4 separate regions of the Homo sapiens genome follow, and regions 1, 2 and 3 are each linked to region 4. A link is a contact called in ENCODE Hi-C or POLR2A ChIA-PET data. All regions are on one chromosome and are shown on one strand. Each heading gives the region's core, a stretch centred on a gene start or an enhancer-like site at or near the end of the contact. The rest is flanking DNA. Distances are from core to core; before and after follow the strand shown. Region 1 has its middle 68 kb from the start of LRIG2. Region 2 overlaps LRIG2-DT (LRIG2 divergent transcript). Region 3 has its middle 160 kb from the start of TRIM33. Region 4 holds the start of PHTF1 (putative homeodomain transcription factor 1).

Evidence for each region. A loop is a pair of places that touch in the nucleus more often than their neighbours do. ChIA-PET counts read pairs that join two places held with the same protein, here RNA polymerase II (POLR2A). Pooled maps may share reads with other maps.
Region 1: a map of MCF 10A shows a loop between it and region 4 (14-fold over the local background). The contact joins the enhancer-like site here to the promoter of PHTF1 in region 4. A Hi-C loop is called at or near these places in 4 of 168 maps with a recorded cell type or tissue (MCF 10A, chondrocyte, endothelial cell of umbilical vein and 1 more) and 12 of 50 pooled maps. POLR2A ChIA-PET finds 5 or more read pairs at or near these places in 6 of 52 experiments (AG04450, HepG2, K562 and 3 more).
Region 2: POLR2A ChIA-PET joins it to region 4 with 26 read pairs in Panc1. The contact joins the enhancer-like site here to the promoter of PHTF1 in region 4. POLR2A ChIA-PET finds 5 or more read pairs at or near these places in 2 of 52 experiments (Caco-2 and Panc1).
Region 3: a pooled map shows a loop between it and region 4 (2.7-fold over the local background). The contact joins the enhancer-like site here to the promoter of PHTF1 in region 4. A Hi-C loop is called at or near these places in 2 of 50 pooled maps. POLR2A ChIA-PET finds 5 or more read pairs at or near these places in 3 of 52 experiments (WTC11, activated CD4-positive, alpha-beta T cell and activated T-cell).

Annotation. Positions count from the first base shown.
Region 1 is chr1:113,139,515-113,142,531 of GRCh38, forward strand. No RefSeq gene overlaps it. Among named protein-coding and RNA genes, the nearest start is that of LRIG2, 68 kb to the left of the region's middle. RefSeq lists a cis regulatory region at 1,012-1,912 and an enhancer at 1,292-1,461. Within about 2 kb of position 1,462, at least 9 of the 41 ENCODE cell types and tissues checked have a DNase peak (open chromatin) inside an H3K27ac peak, as active enhancers do.
Region 2 is chr1:113,041,072-113,044,044 of GRCh38, forward strand. The region is part of intron 2 of LRIG2-DT (LRIG2 divergent transcript); the gene reads right to left. Among named protein-coding and RNA genes, the nearest start is that of LRIG2-DT, 31 kb to the right of the region's middle. RefSeq lists enhancers at 648-1,567, 1,596-1,890, 2,489-2,973 and a silencer at 1,751-1,800. Within about 2 kb of position 1,265, at least 12 of the 41 ENCODE cell types and tissues checked have a DNase peak (open chromatin) inside an H3K27ac peak, as active enhancers do.
Region 3 is chr1:114,344,886-114,347,585 of GRCh38, forward strand. No RefSeq gene overlaps it. Among named protein-coding and RNA genes, the nearest start is that of TRIM33, 160 kb to the right of the region's middle. RefSeq lists an enhancer at 761-1,261. Within about 2 kb of position 1,371, at least 21 of the 41 ENCODE cell types and tissues checked have a DNase peak (open chromatin) inside an H3K27ac peak, as active enhancers do.
Region 4 is chr1:113,758,110-113,760,809 of GRCh38, forward strand. It overlaps PHTF1 (putative homeodomain transcription factor 1), which reads right to left and starts at 1,377. Exons shown (of 19, transcript NM_001323043.2): 1 at 914-1,377; 2 at 550-624. The coding sequence starts at 594. RefSeq lists silencers at 17-146, 780-1,099 and an enhancer at 1,250-1,829.

The sequences.
Region 1 (3,017 bases), core at 212-2,711, 620 kb before region 4:
TTTGATAATGAGAGTTTGAATATTTTATGTATCTTGTTTTCCAATTATACTTAAGAATTCAATAAGCTGAGTAGTGGGAAGCTGAATTACTAGACTGGCAAAGGAATGAACAGAAAAACCTAAAAAATTTAAAAAGAGGATTAAGAAAACTGTCCTTGCTCAGTTTGGGAGCCTGGCTTACTTTTCTTAGTACTCTGCTGTTCCTGATACTGTTCAAGCTGGGGCACTGAAGATCTGGAACCATGTAGCTTGGATTTTCTTCAGACCAAAATACCTCGATGCTCATTTTTTTTTCTTTTTTTTTTTTTTTTTTGAGACAGAGTCTCACTCTGATGCCCAGGCTGGAGTGCAGTGGTGCGATCTTGGCTCACTGTAGCTTCTGCCTCCCGGGTTCAAGTGATTCTCGTGCCTCACCCTCCCAAGTAGCTGGGATTACAGGCACCTGTCACCACATCCGGCTCATTTTTGTATTTTTAGTAGACAGACGGAGTTTTGCCATGTTGGCCAGGCTAGTTTTGAGCTCCTGACCTCAGGTGATCTGCCCGCTTTGGCCTACCAAAGTGCTGGGATTACAGGCGTTGAGCCACCATGCCCGGCCTTGATGCTCATTTTGAACTATCAACTTACCTTCGATGCCTTTGTAGACTCATCCAACTACTTCCCAATAAATGGTCCAGGATTAATGGGTATTCATGTTCAGTGTAGGGCATCTAATTCCAGAAATGTAAGCCAAATTAGCAAACTCTCCTAAAAAGGACATCCTATCTTCTGCTGAGCTGTCTTCCCAAGCTAGCCAACGTGTCTGAATTTGGGCATGAAAGAAGAGGAGCAGATGGGCTGGGGTCTGACATGCAGGGCAAACTGGAGGGTTTTCTTGGCATATTTGTTCTTCAAATCTAGACTTTAGAATATGTGAGAAACAGTGACATTCTCACATTGGTCCCAAGCCATGGAGGAAATCCTGCCCCATTGAGAAGTGGAGACATTTCAGCCCTTGCATATCTCATCAGCAAACCACAGGGTTGGTGAAGGGACTGATGGAGTCCTTTTAAAGGTCTTGTGCCATTTTCTTGCCTTTTTATCTTTTTGTTCAAAGATAACTCTTGTTTTGTTTTCTATCTTGAGGCAAAATTGAAAACTTGGCCTACACATTGGTTTGGGCTAGAACTGGCCTCTAGGTGGCGATTCAGTACAGAGAATGGTGGTGGCTGGCGTCACCTCGAGCCACCATTTCTCAGAGATACCATTATATAAGGGGATTCATGAGAAATCGGGCATCACAATAGAGGGACAGCTTGGCCTTTGTCACTTTTCAAGCTGGGATCCTGAAGAGGTTGGGGTGCATGGGGAGCAGCGAAAGCACCTAGTCTCAAGCAACATAACACGAGTTTAAGGCCCCCACTAGGACGGAGTCCAGAGTAGTCTGGCAACGGTTGCAAGGTTTGGACTTGGCCTGCTAGGAGAGTGAGCCCTGAGCTTCAGGCTTGGTTCCCTCACTCCTGTGAGGCCTCACTCAGGCTCACAGCCCCTGATGGAGCACTCAGCTTGGCGGCTGCCTGCCCGAGGTCTCCAGAAAAGGCAGCCAGCTCCTAGTTGAAGTCCTCCCACTTTACTTCCCCTTCCTTCCCCCTGCCACTCCCTCTCTTCTCCTTCACCCCTCCTTCCCTTCTGCCTCCCGTTCCCTCTGCTTCCTCCTTCTTCCCCCTCTTCCCCACCTCCTCACACACCCCATTCTCACCTTCTGCTATTTACAAAGCCCTTTCCCCTGTATGATCTCATTTGCTGCTCACAGACTCCTAGGGAAGAGGGACAGGTTGAGCCCTCCCTCACTCCCTGGCACACTTTGAGGACACAGTGCGGAAGTGCTTATAAAGATCCCGTTATCTGACTGTCACCACCAGCAAATAGTGAGTACCTTAGGGCAACTATTGAATTCAAATTAGTGCATGTTGCTTGGCATGGAGGAGGTCTCAAAATTATTTACTGAATGAATAAATATTTATAGTTGCAAAGAACTGAATCAAGGGACAGTAGGTGGTAGAGTCCATTCTAGAAGTTAGGCTTCATACTTGTAGGACCTACGACATTGCTGCACTAGGTACTAAATATGTCACCATTTTCTAGTAAAAAATACAGTATGTAAGTGCATAAAGGGACCCATGCAGAACTGTTTGCATATCTGGCTCTCAACCACATGAAACTACTCTGGCACCAGTCTGCTGTCTGTCAGGGGACACTAGGAGCTGTGGGTGGATCTAGGGGAGCAGCTGGCCTTTCTGAGGCCTTCCTTAAAGTATGGGATAGACACTGGGCCCCTCAGCTATCAAAACCCTTCTGTCTTTAGCTGATCTAACATATTGAGATAAAAAGCACCACCCAGTTATTACTCATCCCACTCCATTCCAATCCATGAATCAGCACTTTTTGTTTTTTGCTTAAATGTACATATTTCAGGCAGTTTAGGACTCTGCGATGAGACTATATAGGTTCAAATCCTAGCTCTACCACTTCCTAGCTGTTGAGGCTTGGGTAGGTCATTTAACCTCTTTGTGCCTCTATTTCTCATCTTTTAAATGATAAGAGTATTTAACTCATAACATTACTGTGGGGATTTAGAGAGTTAATATATAGAAAACAATGAGAACAATGCCTGGCAATAAGTCAGAGCTAGGAAGTGTTCACCCAATCTCTCGTTACGGTTTCCTGGGTTTGAGAATTGGTTTGTGTTCAACTGATGGAGGCACTTCATGATTTTGTAGAATTCCCTGGAATGCTCTCATTTTAGCTGTGAGGTTTCAACATTTTCCCACTCAGTTACAGCTTTCTTGAGGCCTAAAGAAGACAGGAAGCAACTTGAAGTGTATTTTTCTGCTAATGAGGGCTGTGGCATTTGTTTCATATACAGCATCCCCAGGTGGCTCCAGACAGAATTCAAGGGCTTTTTTCTCTACGGCAGTGCTTACCACTTAACACACAGTAGGTATTAAATAAATGCTTGTGCCAGAAAGAGAGGAAGG
Region 2 (2,973 bases), core at 15-2,514, 720 kb before region 4:
CTGATTATTCAAGGCTGCTTTTGACTTCTTTTACAACATGAGCCCTTCTGTGATATGGACACTAAAACTAAAGAAGGATTGGTACCATATATGGAGGCTGGGAAGTCCCAAGATCAAGCTGCCAAAGAGGGCTGGTTCCTCATAAATGATGCTTTCTAAATGTGTCTCACAGTCTCCCTCCAGCTCTGTTTTTTGAGACGGAGTCTTGCTCTGACGCCCAGGCTGGAGTGCAGTGTCGCGATCTCAGCTCACTGCAACCTCCGCCTCCTGTATTCAAGCGATTCTCTTGCCTCAGCCTCCTGAATACCTGGGACTACAGGCATGCGCCACCACGCCCAGCTAATTTTTTAATATTTTTCGTAGAGATGTGGTTTCACCATGTTTGCCAGGCTGGTCTAGAACTCCTGACCCAAAGTGATCTGCCTGCCTCAGTCTCCCAAAGTGCTGGGATTACAGGCGTGAGCCACCACGCCAGGCCCCCCAGCCTCTTTTATAAGGCCACTAATCCCATTCATGGGGGCTGTAGCCTTCTGACCTAATCAATTCCTAAAGTCCCCATCTCTTGATTGGTATCACATCAGGGACTAAATTCCAACAGATGAATTTGTGGGGACATCAACATTCAGACCATAGCAGCACTTCTGTCTGTCTTGTTATCTTCTGCTGCATAAACAGAAGGGAGTAGTGCCTTTAAATCAGCCCAAGCGCCTCTGGGTATCTTGAAGATAACCAGCTCTTTCCACAGGCCTTTGTGACTCTGGAGGTTCTCAGATCTGGAGGGTGCTAAGGAGGGGACAGGTCAGAAGCCTCTGGGCATGAGTTGTTGGACACAGCCAAGGTCAGAAGAATTCTTGATTTTTAAGTAGGTAGAGCATCCATCTCTGCTGGAGGGGAAAGGAGGGGCCTTCTGTGATTCTTCTGCCAGTTGGGATGAAAGAAACAGTCAATGGAGAACCAGCCTATTATCTGAGCTCAGCCCTCTCCAAACAATGCTCTTGTTGATACATTCTCTGCTTCTTTTTCAAGGGGAGGGAACAGCTGTAGGCTGATCTATGAAATCTTCTGGCCTGGAATTGGAAGGATCTGGCCTGACTCTTCTGGGGGAGGCCATCATATCAGGATGTTATCCAAGCAAGCCCCTGGCTCAGATCTATACATTCTATTTCACTGCATTTGTGTACAGCAGTGCTGCTCAAAATGTGGTCAGTCCTCCACTGGCATCATTAAAATACCTTAGGAGTGTTAAGAATGCAAATTCTTGGGCCCCGGGAATTCCTGGGTAAGGCCCAGGAAGCTGTGGTTTAACAAGCTCGCCAGGTGATTTTTATGTTATGCTAAACTATGAAAAGTACTGCTATGTGGGATTCTCTCTCTCTCTCACACACACATACACATACACGCACACCACACAGCTACCTAAAACTCCTGCAGCTGCTAATGCCACTTGGTCATTTTCCTGTGGTTTTCCTCAGCAGGGCCCTGGGATTTGTTTTTCTCCACTGTGGACCTTGTTCATTTCCTGCTGCTTCCAAGAGGTTGGGAGAGGAAAGAGAGCAGGAATGAAGGCGGGAGGGGGAAGGGGTTAGCTAAGGCAGTGTAGCTTTCAAGAATGAAAAGGAAAAAGCTTAGTGACAGTGTTCCTTTGTGAAGAATTCAGCTTTATGTTGATGGAGCTGCAAGTCATTAGCAACCCAGGCATATGGCCCGAGTTGACCGGGTCATTCTCCGGGGCCAGATCGCCCTCTGCTGCTGACTGATAAATAACACTCTGGGACTCGAACTGCCAAGGAAAAGAGGAAGAGTCTCTGGGGCTAGGGTGGGAGGGAAAGAGGACATGACTAAGGCTAAGAGATCACAAAGTCACCAGGCTGTAGAAGAATCTTGTTAAATTCCTGTGTGCAGGAAAGGAAGAAGTAGCCAAATGAGCGGGCGTTTCTAGGACTCATTCAAGAAACAGTAGGATTCACCCAAGATCTCCACTAGCTCCTGTGATCCTAGCTCCCAGCTTAATGAGGCTCTGCAACCATTCTCCCTTTTATTCCTCACCTTTACCTCACTTGGAACATAAAGGGTGTTTAAAATGGGAAGACAGGCTGGGTGTGGTAGCTCACGCTTGTAATCCCAGCACTTTGGGAGGCCCGGGCGGGTGGATCACCTGAGGTCAGGAGTTCCAGACCAGCCTGACCAACATGGTGAAACCCCGTCACTCCTAAAAATGCAAAAATTAGCCAGGCATGGTGGCGCACGCCTGTAATCCCAGCTTTTCGGGAGACTGAGGCAGGAGAATCGTCTGAACCTGGGAGGCAGAGGTTGCAGTGAGCCAAGATCGCACCATTGTACTCCAGCCTGGGCAACAAGAGCGGAACTCCGTCTCGGAAAAAAAAAATAATTAAAAATAAAATGGGAAGACAGCCACAAAAAAGAAAAAAATGACAAAGTTTTGGTGTCGAGGCATTTAGGGGCAATTAGGCTTTTCAGAGGTTTTTGTTTGTTTTTTTGTTTTTGTTTTTTAATCTCCTTGTCTCAGACTTTCTTTGTTTCTTTTGCCTCCATGAAAGCCCTGTGTCTTTCAGTCTTTCTTCTCCTGCCAGGGAACTCTTACTCCACAGCTGTGGAGTCAGCCCTTCTCAGCCCTTCTCAGCCCTTGCCCCACTTTATTGCAGTTGGGAATGACAGTTCATGTGGGTCACTGGTGAAGAGAGCAAAGATTTGTTCACAGAATAAAAGCTCAGGCACAGCAGTTGCTCTGCCAGCCATGGGCAGTGACCCATTTCCTCCTTCTTCTTGCCTTTGTCCCTTCCCAGCTCAGACTATAGCTGGTCACTGAAGGTCTTCACCCCTCTACCACTCACCCTTGCGACTCCTGCTGGGAAGATAACTTCAGAGTCAGGTCTGGAAAATTACTTAAATCGCCCTAAGGGGCTGAGGTGGAGTAGGGGGAGGGGTGTAGGAGGTGGAGAATTGGGGGTGGAG
Region 3 (2,700 bases), core at 121-2,620, 590 kb after region 4:
CTCTGGTCTCTGACCCAGCACCCAGCAATGTCCCACAACTGGCGGCCCCATTAGTCTGGGCCTCCAAGCAAGCACAGCACAGAGCAGAGTGAGGCACATGGAATGTTTATAGGAAATAAACCACGACTGGTTTAACATGAGCCACTGGAATATGGGGGCTATTTATTAAGGCAGCATAACCTACCTATTTCAACTGACATCGAGAGCTGTGTAGTTTTGCACAAGTCTTTAACCTCTCTGATTACCAGTTTTCTCATGTAGAAAACAGAGAAAACAGTACTTAACTTGCTTGTTGTGAGAATTTATTAAATTTAGGCTGGGCGTGGTGGCTCACACCGTAATCCCAGCACTTTGGGAGGCCAAGGGGGGTGGATCACTTGAGGTCAGGAGTTAGAGACCAGCCTGGGCAACATGGCGAAACCCCATCTCTACAAAAAATACAAAAAAAAAAAAAATAGCCATGGGGCATGGGGGCACGTGCTTATAATCTCAGTTACTCAGGAGGCTGAGGCAAGAAAATCGCTTGAACCCAGGAGGTGGAGGCTGAGTGAGCCGAGATCGCGCCACTGCACTCCAGCCTGGGCAACAGAGTGAGACTCCGACTCAAAAACAAAAACAAAAACAAAAACAAAAAAGAGAGAGAGATAATTTATTGAATTTAAAGTGCCCAGTGTCTAGTAGACCGTAAATAAGAGCTTTTTAAATTAATAGTACAGCTTAGTATGAATTTTAATCCGGCTTAATTCAGAAATCAGCTGTCTTGTTTTCTTTTCTTTAATGTCTTAGGATTCCGCCTACTCTAAGGCAGGAAGGCACACGTGTATGCCCCTCACCTCCAGGGTGTTTAAAGACCCAGCTCTCCCCTGCCTGTAGTAATGGGGAACACATTTTTGGATGCCATAGAGTTGCGCTCGGGTTTTCTGGGCCATCAAGACCTATTGTGAAAGCAATAGGAGACCAGCGTTCTTGGTGGGAGGTTCTGGGGAAAGGACAGGGAGAGGGAATGGAGACAGATGTTGAGCTACTGGATGAGGCCTGTACAGGATGAGCCTGGGCCTCAGAGCAAGCACAACACAAAGCAGAGTGATGGACTGAGACGCTTGTGGGGAGTAAACCAGGGCTGGCGTACTGTGATTCTGACCCCTGGAAAGTTGCCTGCGAAGGGCACCGCATTGCCAGAAGAGCCAAGTGAGCCGATCAAGGGAAAGGCCTCTGCCAGGAGCCTTCCCCCGAGAGACCGCTTTTCCTCCCACCGCAGGGTCGGCTTGCATGACAGGCCTGCGCTCCGCTGGCTCCAGCGCCTCCGAAGTCACCTGCCCTGCAGTGGGGGCGCGCACCCAGACCCTCCCCTGGGATCCCATCCTCCCCTCCATCCCCCTTCCCTCCTGGCCCAGGGCCCCCGGGAGTGACGGCGAGAGGGGGAAAAGCTCTGGGAAAGGAGGGCCGGGCCAGCCCAGGGGAACACAGGGCCGTCTTCACCCTCCACGCCCTTCCTTCCTTCTCCACCTCCTTCTTCCAGATTCCTCTCCAGGCACTGATAGAATAGACCGAAAGAACGACGGGTTTGACTTGTTTAGCAAATGCTTTTGATACCCCTGAAACACAGAGAAACGTGTGCCTTGGCAGTAAGGGATTATTGCACGTTTTAACTTAGCAGGACTGAATCAGGCAGAAAGAAACCTAATCACCGGTCTCCAAAATCGGCCCAAACCTCTGGCGGCCGCGTCACTCGGCTCCACCAGTCTGTGCCGCCTGCAAGCGCCCCTAGCGGCCTCGCAGCCATCGCGCCTCAGCAGCGCCGTGGCGTCCTGTTCGGCAGTGTCCATTAGAGGGCGCCAGCGCGCCTCAGAAGAGGGACCGTGACGCTAGCCCTCGCGGGTGCAGCCCGGAATTGCAAGAAGGCTGCGGAAGGCTGTGCCAGCAACTTGCACGACAGCACCTTGCTTCTAGAGCATGAGTTTACCTGAACATGCAGCTCAGGGATTGTTTTCAGATTGAAACCATCGCACATTCCCTGTGGCAGGCAGCCCCTCTCCGAGGATAACAATCATGACGGTAATCATGGTCATGATCGTCTTTGCAATGGCCCCTTGCCCTGAGGGTCTTCTGGCCCAGGACCCTCCGGTCCTGGCTGCTCAGGACAGGTGATTACCTTTTGAGGGCCTGAGCTAGTATTCTCCCTCAGGTATTTGCAAAACTTTAATTCCAGTGTCTTGTAATTGTCTAGCTTTTGAAGATTCTCAGAACCATCTCATTAAGATCTCACAGAAATTGAGCTCTCCAACTCCAATCCCACAGCTTTTTGCCTCCCGAAATTTGCTGTGTGTGTGTGTGTGTGTGTGTGTGTGTGTGTGTGTGTGTCAGAGAGAGAGAGAGCACGCACCTCCCAAGTTCTTTGCTTACTGGCTCGCTGATACCTCGCAGACCAATATTCACACTGCCTTTCTTTGACACTTTCCTTACTAAACTGTACCAGCCACACAACATTTACACGCGGATGGGTATGGACAGCACCAGATCTCTTCCGGACAGCACCAGATCCCTTCCCCACAGCACCAGATCCCTTCCCCACAGCACCAGATCCCTTCCCCACAGCACTGGGGTCCCAGCAGATGTAGGACTAGGCTTGATGGCAAGCACTTCAGACCAGCGTCTGGAGATGTATGTTCTGGGCCTGGGCCTGCCACCACCTATGAAACC
Region 4 (2,700 bases), core at 127-2,626:
GTGGTGGTGGGCGCCTGTGATCCCAGCTACTCCAGAGGCTGAGCCCGGGAGGCGGAGCTTGCAGTGAGCCGAGGTCGCGCCATCGCCCTCCAGCCTGGGCAACAAGAGCGAAACTCCGTCTCAAAAAAAAAAAAAAAAAAAAAAAATCCACTTCTTAAGGAAAAGAGCACTAGAAAAACTAGAGAGGAATAAAAGATAAGGAACAGCTCAATAAGATTGTTGATAGTATCAATCTGAGCTGTGCACATACAGGTTTCATGTCTTTTTTGTTTTTAAGCAGTTTGATCAGAAGCAAACTTTCAAAGCATTGCGGTGGCATTGTGTATGCAGCCTGAAGGAGGTGGCTTGTAAACCTTATTCTGGGACCTGGAACCGGGTTTAAAAGACATAATGACCTTGTACATCTTTTTTTTTTTTTTTTCATTTATGTTGAAGTATACATGAACACCTGGCACTACTAAACTCGGGGGAAAGTAACATTATATTATTTGTGGGAGCTTTTTGCAGGAAGAATGCTTTACAAATAAAAAAAATATATATATGTATTACCTTCTTTTGGTACCACGATATAGCATCTCTCTCATTTGAGGCCATCTGTGTCTCCAGCCAGAGAATGGGATTTCACTGAAAATGAAGGAAAACCAATCGGTGAGTCCAGCTGCTGAAGGTTACTCTCCCAGTTTGGGTAGGACGCGAAAACCGCTTCTCTCAGCCTCTCCATGAGCTGCTCTTTCTCCAGCTGTTTGCCAGGGAAAACACAACAAACAAACAAAAAAAAACTGGCGCAGCGGCGACCGGAGAAGCCTCTGCAATATATCGGGCGAGCGTGTTCGTGGGTGCGGGGGAGGGGCAGGGGCCGCCGCTGGAGTCGCCCGGCACCCGCCTCCTTCGCTCGCCCGCGTCCGGCTCTCACCTAGTGCCCGTTGCCCCGCGGGCCGGCGCCCGGGACCTCCGTCCTCAGTGCCCGGGGTCCCACCGTGAGGCCGGGGGCGAGGCGGCGGGCCAGGCAGGCCGCATCTTCCCCTCCAGGCGGAGACGCCGGAGAGGCCGTTACCATGGAGACCGCGGAGGCCGCCCCAGCTTCGGAGGCAGCCGGCCGCCCAGCGCCCTGAGGGCGGCAAATCGATCGCCGGTCAGAGGCCGCCTACAGGGTCACGGACTGACCAGAAAATAAGCAGAGAATGAACTGGAAAATGAGGGGGATTAAAAGTGAAGGCCTCCAGTCGCCACGGCGACAGCAAAAGGCTTTGTGCCCAGCTGGAAAAGACAGGTGCAAAGGCCCCGGACCCCGAGAGCCCGGGAGCCCGGGAGGAGGAGGCGGCGGCAGCGGCGCTCGTCTTCTGCGGGCCGCGCCGGGATGCAGTGACTCAGCCGTCTGAGATCTGGGCTAGAGCCGCTCAGCCGACCACCGGGCAGCAGCCTTCGGCTTCCGCTTTCCGGCTTTCGCCGCCGAGGTGGCTCCGCCCCTGGCCCGGGGCCTTCCCGCCCAGCCTTGGTCCAGGCTCCGGGTCCGAGGGCCTGGGGAGTCGCGCGGCATATCGATGGCCAAGAGCAGCTCCCTCAGATCACCCTTCAGGCCTCAGCTTAAAAGTCACTTCCTCACAAACGACTCTCCCATCCAGCGGTCTAAAGGAGGTCGGTCCTGATACTCTAGTAGCTCACGTCTTTGTGGCACTCATTTTCGTGTTTCATGGCTTAATCTCTGTTCCCCAGTGGGCTGTGGGCTCCATGAGGTCAGAGACTGGGGCCTGGCACAAGCCTGGCACTTAGGTTCCCAATGTTTGTTGAGCGAACGAATCAATGTTTGCGTGAATTTACGCTGCCCTGGGAGGAAGGGCCAGGCTGCGGCTTAGTGACTCCCTTCCTCTCCCGCCCCTCAGCAGCTCTGGGTCTGGAGCTTTCTAGTGCTCAAAGGTGTAGGGGGAAAAGAGGAACAAGTATTGGGCAGTCACAGCTTTTTCCAAATTAGGGTAAAGTTAGGTGGCGGCAGGAACAGGTTAATTAGGGCCGATAGAGGTCAGGAGAAAGGAAAGAAAGGTTGAACCCTCAAGTGAATATTTAAGGATACGTTAAAAGGATTTTTAGGCTGCTTTTTTTTTTTTTTTTTTTTTGGCCATTAATGGAACACTGTCCCCTTACAGCCATTCTCCCCACCTTATTTGAAGCCGTGTTCTTGCTAGCCCACAGCGTGTAGCATCTGGGTCAGAGAAAGCTAATGACAGATGATAGCTTCACTTAAGAAAGCCTAAGAGGCGCTGTACTCAATGTTTTGCAGACATTATTTCTTCTTATCTATTGAGTGGGCACCAGGTGGAAGTTATCCCATTTCACGGATGAGGAAAATCGACTAAGCTAAAATAACTCCCACAGGACTAAGTTTTACAAATTACTTCACCCAGCCTGGGCGCAGTGGCTCACGCCTGCAATCTGGGCGCTTTGGGAGGCCTGAGGCGGAAATGTAGCTTGAGCACAGGAGTTTGAGACCAGCCTTAGCAACATGGCCAGACCCCGTCTCTTAAAAAAAAAAAATTAGCCGGGGGTGGTGGCGCGCACCTGTAGTCCCAGCTACTTCGAAGACTGAGGCAGGAGGATCGTCTGAGTCCACGAGTTCGAGGCTGTAGTGAGCTATGATTGCACCACTGCACTTCGGCCTAGGCAACAGAGACCTGTCTCAAATAAAGTAAAAATTATTTTACCCTT